2 separate regions of the Homo sapiens genome follow, and region 1 is linked to region 2. The links are chromatin contacts, found by Hi-C or POLR2A ChIA-PET in ENCODE. All regions are on one chromosome and are shown on one strand. The core of a region is the stretch at or near the end of the contact, and the rest is flanking DNA. Distances in the headings are between cores, read along the strand shown.

Region 1 (3,394 bases), core at 590-3,089, 64 kb after region 2:
GGGGAGCAACTGTTCCTCCTTGAGTTTCAGGGCTGCTCTGTTCACCCAGTGAGCCACCTGCCTGTCAGCCTGGGCACACCTCCACCATTCATCACCTGGGTGACCTTGGGCAGGTGACATCAATCCCAGAGCCTCAGTCTCCTCCCTTGTAAAATGGGGAGAGATGCCTCATTGGGTCCTCTGAGCTCTGCTGTGCGGCTCTTGGTTAACTGAGTGTGCTAGACTGGTGCCAGCTGTTCTGTGAAGCACAGCAGTGAGTCGATGTTCTCCTGGGAGCAATATGGGAAAGCACTGGGGCAGGCTTGTGGCACAGGAATGACAGGAGTGGACATTCCACAGTCCCCATACCGCTGGACTCAAGTCCCAGAAATGCTTTTGAGTTGCCAGTGAGACTCTAGTGTCTGGCTAGGCAGGAGGATAAGAGAGGGGAGAAAGAAGTCATTCCCCAACCCCGGGAAGGAGGAGGGCACAGGAGGTGACAGAGGCACTGGGGTGCACATAGACACTTGAAAATCAGGCATGGGTCATGGGGCCCATTAGATCAGACCCTTCCACCTGGACCTAGGCAACAGGGCCCAAGATGGAAGCTCTTTGAAGATGTATGTGATACTTCTGTTCTTTGAATGTAGATATTGTAATGCTTTTTAGGGAACATGTATTTCCTAACAATGGAACTGAAGATTTTCTTTGGAGGGCTTTTTGTTCCTTGAGCCCCCTATGGGAATTCTCAGGAGCTGCTAGGCCTGAGGTCAGGAGCGTGGGCGTCACATGCTGCGAGCTCCCCGCCCCACTGAGAGATCGCACGCCTCTCCCTCAGGGTCCAAGGGCCCTGCTCTGATCCTGTCCTGAGACCCACCCCTCCCCTATCCCCTCTGGAGAGAGCACACGCCTGTCCTGTGGCTGCCCTGGGGTCACTCACCTGCTGGGCCTACCTCAAGTCTTCTGAGAAAGTTGGCTTGACCCCAGAGGCCCAAGGCTTCCAGAGAAAAACCCAGACAAGGAGTCAGAAACTGCAGCTGCTCAGACCCATCTCTGCCTCTTTTTGGCTTTCCACCAAGGGGAGATTTTAAGCGCTGCCCCTCTGTCTGTCTGTCCCATGGGGTGGGCAGCAGAGGTCAGCCTCTTCACATGGGGCCAGGACTTCCCCTGGGGCCTTTTCATCTGCCTGCCCCCCAGGCCAGGCTCCTCCATTCTGAGCACCCCTGGAGGACTCTAGGCCGGACCCCGAGGCTGCTAGGCCTGCCTGCCCAGGGATGGGCGCTCAGTAGGTGTGCAAGCAGAGGCCCTGGGCCTGACCCTGGTACTGTTTCCCCTTGTGCTCTTGGGGGTGATGCCAGGTGATCTAGGGGTCTTTTTCACAGATGCCGGAAAACTTCTCCAGTGAGCAGGGAGAGAGGCTGTTTCCACAAATAGCCACTGCTACATGAGCTCACCTCCACGCTGGCTCTGTGGCTTCCTTCATGGACCCTCAAGAGGCCAGAGGGCTGCTGCACAGTGCTCAGCTGCCCTCAGGAGTAACAGGTTTCAGTGGTGTCTGGAAGTTGCAGAGGCCCTGGGCCTTCCTTAGGGCAAGGGGGTGGATCTCTGGGGTGTGGACAATGACCCAGGAGCTGGGGAGGCTGCTGTGAGGGGGCCCGGCATAGGCCCAACACGCGGCTTGGTGGTTTTGCCTCAGAAGCCCACAGCAAAGTTATTTTTGACTCCAGTTTCACGTCTTGCTGCTTTTTAAAAATACCGAGCCATGAAATTCCTGCTCCAACTGTTTTTTTATGGCACCCAGTGTTTCAGGCTGGCCACAGCAATGCTGTGATGTCACGTTCCAGTTCCTGTGACTCATGGAGGCTGCTGGGCTCCAGGACTTGAAAATGCATGCGGTGGGGAGCAGGCAGGGAGCAAGCCCACCAGCCCTGCTTGTTTGGGTCTCTTTGGCATTCGATTTTGTTAAGTGTTCAAGTCATTGCGTTTTGCTGTCCTAACTCAACAAGGCCAAGGATTTTTGCCTGTTTGCTTTGGGGATAGAGAATGGCCTATTTGCTTTGAGATACCTTAAACCTGCTCCCCCACCCCCACCCCCATGGTAGTCCTGGAAGTTCCTATTTGACGGGCTGCTCAGGTGAGGCATCTGGTTCCACACTGGTGGGGAAGTTGGCAGTGCCTGGCCCTGATGTGGGCCAAGCTGCCTCACTACTCTCAGGGGCTCTCTGTATCCCTCTTTCCTGGGAGGACCTGCTGTTGCTTATGGAAATAGACCCCCAATTTTATAGTTATACAGTTTTCCATGGGGATCGGTCCTCCCACGTGCACCCAGACAGAATTTGTTGGGAGGGTATAGAGTGAAAGTCACCCAGTGCGTCTTCCCATGATCCCAGGAGGGCGTGTGCAGCCCTCCTAACACTGCTTCCACTCGCAGACAGGGCCATAAGGGTGGTGGTGGGTTGTTTCTGCAAAAATGGGCCCCCTCTCTGCATCAGCACATCTAGCCAGCTCACCTGCTTGGTCCAGAGTGGATGTAGCCACCCTCCTTGTTGTGGACCTTCATGGATTGCCCTTTTGGCCAGAGTCATGTTCAGGACAACCTGAACTTCTTTGTGGGGGTTTGGAAACAAGAGGCTTGTTTTCCTTCTGTTAAGAGGCTACTTCTGGGGGACAGGGGACTCAAGACACTGTCTGTTCTGTGCCAGGGACACACTTGGTGGCAGAGGGACTGGGGGAAATGTCTGTCTGCCTGGGCCCCTGGTGATTCCCCAGCCCTGTTACTATTTTTGGCATTTTTCCCAAAGGCTCCTCTGGCTTTGCAAATGTGGCGGGACAGGGGAGCCTGTGTCTTCCCCAAGTCGCAGGTCAGGGCCAGTGCCCTGCCTCCTTCGTGACATGCAGCCTGCGAACAGCACTCAAAAACGGGCAAGCTCGTGTTTGCAGGGGGACTGGGTGGCAGCTCCCATGGGGGTCAGGCAAAAAACTCTGGTTTTCTATCTTTTATCCCGTCTGTGGTTGTGGCAGAAAGCACCCCCTTCCAAAGAGGCTGCAGATTGAAGGCCCCTGCCTGCCAGATGGGCTCGACAGTAGCCGTGGTTATCTCTGGGGCCTGGGAATGTTCATGGTCGGTCATACGAGATTTCTTCTGAGGCTCTGAGCTGGCTTGGAGATGGGGGAGGGCTGGGGGAGGGCTGGGAGATGGCGGGAGGGAGCAGGTGGTGGAGAGCAGAGGCTGGGAGCAGGGAGAGAGGCCCATGCAGGGACATCTCATTCGGGCTGAATCTAGGCTTGCTCTGAGAAGAGGAAGGGAGGGGACTCCACATGATTTGCTCTTGCTCCTCGGGGACCTGGGCCCTCCAAGGAAAGGCCAAACACAGGCCACAAGAAAGGGGCCTGTGTTATGACAGGAGCCCCAAAC
Region 2 (3,180 bases), core at 237-2,736:
TCATTGGTAGATTTAAACATATTCTGATTGGCAATTGGTTGAAATAATTATTATCAGTAGAAAGGGATATCTCGGTTAAGATAAGGGGTTATGGAGACCAAGGTTTTACCATGCAGATGAAGCCTCCAGGTAGCAGGTTTCAGAGAAAATAGATCGTAAATGTTTCTTATCAGACTTAAGGTTTTTGTTGATGTTAATGCTGGAGGGTATAATGAGGCATGTCCAACCCCCACTTCCCATCATGGCCTGAACCACTCTTTCAGGTTAAATTTGAGTGCCCTGGCCAAGCAGGGAGTCTATTCAGATGGTTGCTGGTGGCCTTCAAATTTTATTTTATATATATATATATTTTTTGAGACGGAGTCTCCCTCTGTTGCCCAGGCTGGAGTGCAGCGGCAACATCTAGGCTCACTGCAATCTCTGCCTCCGGAGTTCGAACAATTCTCCTCCCTCAGCCTCCCGAGTAGCTGGGTTTACAGGCGCGTGCCACCACGCCCGGCTAATTTTTGTATTTTTAGTAGACATGGGGTTTCACCATGTTGGCCAGGCTGGTCTCATACTCCTGACCTCAGGTGATCCACCCACCTCGGCCTCCCAAAGTGGCAAAGTGCTGAGATTACAGGCGTGAGCCACTGAGCCCGGCCTCTCCTTCTTTTAAAGACTGGGTTTCTAACAGCTTCTGAGGCCTTAAGGATCCTGACAGGGCCGGGCTGCACCACACTCCCTCGTGTTACAAATGGGGAAACCGGGGCACAGAGCAGAGGCGTTTTTCCTGAGATCACACAGCCAATCAGGGCGAGAACTGAGAATCGAACCTTGATCTCTCCACTCCATGATTGTGATTCCGAGTAACTCATGTTATTTTAAATCGACACTTGTCTTAAGAACGTTCGGACGGCGAACCACTGAGAGTTCCCGAGGGGCGAATACTCAGCTCTCAATAGGTTCCTGCGGGGAAAATCTGGCTGCGCCGGCGCGCGCGGGTGCTTTAACGCAATCTGGTTACAGCAACCCACGTGTCCTCCGCTTCCGGGATCCTTAAGGCCGTCGCTTCGGGTGGTAAAACCCGGCCCGCCCTCTTGTTGCCCAGGCTGGAATGCAATGGTGCAATCTCATGTTGGGAAGTGTAGCTCCACCTTCCTCCAGACATAGGGGCGTGGGCGGCTTGGAACTGCATTTCCCAGGAGGCTGCGCTCGCCGTTAGAGTAGCCGGACGACGGGCTGGTGGGGTGAACCCTTCATCCTGGGTCTTTTAATTTCTCAGGCGGAACGAGTGGCGGCGGACAGAGGCTTTTGGCTGCGCTGTCTGTGGGTTGTCTGGGCTTGGGGAACTGGGCACGGAGACCGTGGCGCCGGCCGCCGGTCATACAGCTCTGCTTCCAGTCGTCGGGCAAAAAGCTGAGGCGCTTCTCCTTTAATTGCGGTGGGCGGGGCGTGCCGACGCGGCCCGCGTTGCTATTGGTGGCCGTTGGGGGCGCGGAAACTGAACGGGCCGCAACGGCCACCGCAGCTGCCTTCGGCGCCGCCAGCCCCGCCATGGCTGCGCCCTGCGCGGTAAGCCCAGCCGAGAGCAACTCCCCAGGCCTCAGTCTCCCCGCTGGGACACTGGGCGCCTAATGGCCAGAGCGATGGCTGCGAGGGGCGGGCGGGGCGCCAGGTTCCAGGGTGGTCCTCTTCAGGTCCAGTTTACTGTCTGCGCAGGGGGCGCTGGGTCGGGCACTTTCTGAGCGCCTCCTGCGTGCCAGGCCCTGCGCTGGGTTTCTGGAGCGAACAAACAGGCCTCTGCCTCCATAGTTTGCATCCTAGCGAGGGACACACGACCAAGTCCCGACTCATGTGTGACCTGGGGCCGGTATCGGGCCTCTCTAGCCATTCTCCACGTCCTTAGCAGTGGGTGGCTGCGTGGGGTCTTGTTGAGGGTACACCCTGCTCCAGCAGGTAGGTACAGCAGGACGCTGGGATGCCCGGGCCTGCAGTGTGAGCGGGGCGGAGCCGCCCTCTCTGAGTTCACATTCCTCCAGAAGTCCTCATTTCGAGAGATTCCTTTGAACGGGCAAGGCCCTCTGGCTGATTGGAGAGTCAGGGAGGCTGGGTGGTAGCCTGTGATGCCCTGAGGCACTTGAGGACATGGACGGAGATTCCAGGCTAGGATACAGACCTTTTGACTCCTAATCTGGTACTCTACCTCCCTTCCTGTCCCCTCATGTATAAACCACTGTTGAGGGAGATGAGGCCCACATGCAGGGAACTACAGAGGGGAGGCGGTGTTGAGAGATACCATGGGACCTACTGGTCAGGGGTGGACCTGAACTTGCCTCTGCCCACTGAGCCTAGGGGCGGACACTCTCTTACGCATGTTCTTTCAAGAAGCTTAGGTGAGAGCAGAAGGCTCTGTTGGGGACCCTCCCCCAGCTGCTCCTCCCTCTGTTGTTGAAAGGAGACTCTGACAGGTGCGTTAGGGGTGGAGCTGGGCACAAGGCCATAGGGCCTTTGTTCTGGTTACTGCTCTGTAGGGTGGCAGTGGCTTTGCTGTGCCCCAAGGACATCCTTTCCCAGGAGGAGCCTTTGGGCTTCCTGGAGCACCCAAAATGCTTCTTTGAGGTTTCTGATACTTAGAGTAGGGGGAGATGTTTGGATGGCTGAATTATAACCCTTCAAGTGTTAAGACACAAGCTGCTATTGGATGGAGAGAGTCTCCGGAGTATTCTCTCTGGTGTTTTAACTTTATTAAGTTATTCATACACCACAGAATTCACCTTTTAAAGTGTACATTTCAGTAGTTTTTAGTACATTCACAGTGTTGTGCAACTGTAATCACTAATTCCAGAATATTTTCATCATCCCAAAAAGAAACTCCATACTCAATAACAGTCATACCATTTCTTCTCTTTCCCCATTTTCTCCCAACCCTTGGCAAACTAATATATTAATACTTTCTGTCTCTATAGATTTGACTATTCTGAACTTTTCATATGAATGGAATCAGACAAAATGTGGCCTTTGGTGTTTGACTTCTTTCACTTAGCATGTTTTCAAGGTTCATCCATGTTGCAGCAAGCATCAGCACTTCAGTCGGTTTTATGGCTGAATAATATTCTGTTGTATGAATATGCTACATTTGGTTTATTCAGTCATGTGTTGATGGATCATTTGGGTTCAATCACTTGTTGGCTATTAAGG

The links. Hi-C counts contacts between places; a loop is a spot of excess contacts on that map. ChIA-PET counts read pairs that join two places held with the same protein, here RNA polymerase II (POLR2A). Pooled maps may share reads with other maps.
Region 1: a map of ascending aorta shows a loop between it and region 2 (7-fold over the local background). The contact joins the enhancer-like site here to the promoter of POC1A in region 2. A Hi-C loop is called at or near these places in 3 of 168 maps with a recorded cell type or tissue (ascending aorta, astrocyte of the cerebellum and endothelial cell of hepatic sinusoid) and 6 of 50 pooled maps. POLR2A ChIA-PET finds 5 or more read pairs at or near these places in 7 of 52 experiments (AG04449, AG04450, BJ and 4 more).

Annotation. Positions count from the first base shown.
Region 1 is chr3:52,088,641-52,092,034 of GRCh38, reverse strand. All of the region lies in intron 10 of POC1A (POC1 centriolar protein A), which reads left to right. Among named protein-coding and RNA genes, the nearest start is that of LINC00696, 25 kb to the right of the region's middle. Within about 2 kb of position 1,839, at least 15 of the 41 ENCODE cell types and tissues checked have a DNase peak (open chromatin) inside an H3K27ac peak, as active enhancers do; they include ascending aorta and endothelial cell of umbilical vein, where a contact is called at or near this core.
Region 2 is chr3:52,152,729-52,155,908 of GRCh38, reverse strand. POC1A (POC1 centriolar protein A) reads left to right here and starts at 1,486. Exons shown (of 11, transcript NM_015426.5): 1 at 1,486-1,554. The coding sequence starts at 1,537. RefSeq lists enhancers at 139-1,115, 1,116-2,093.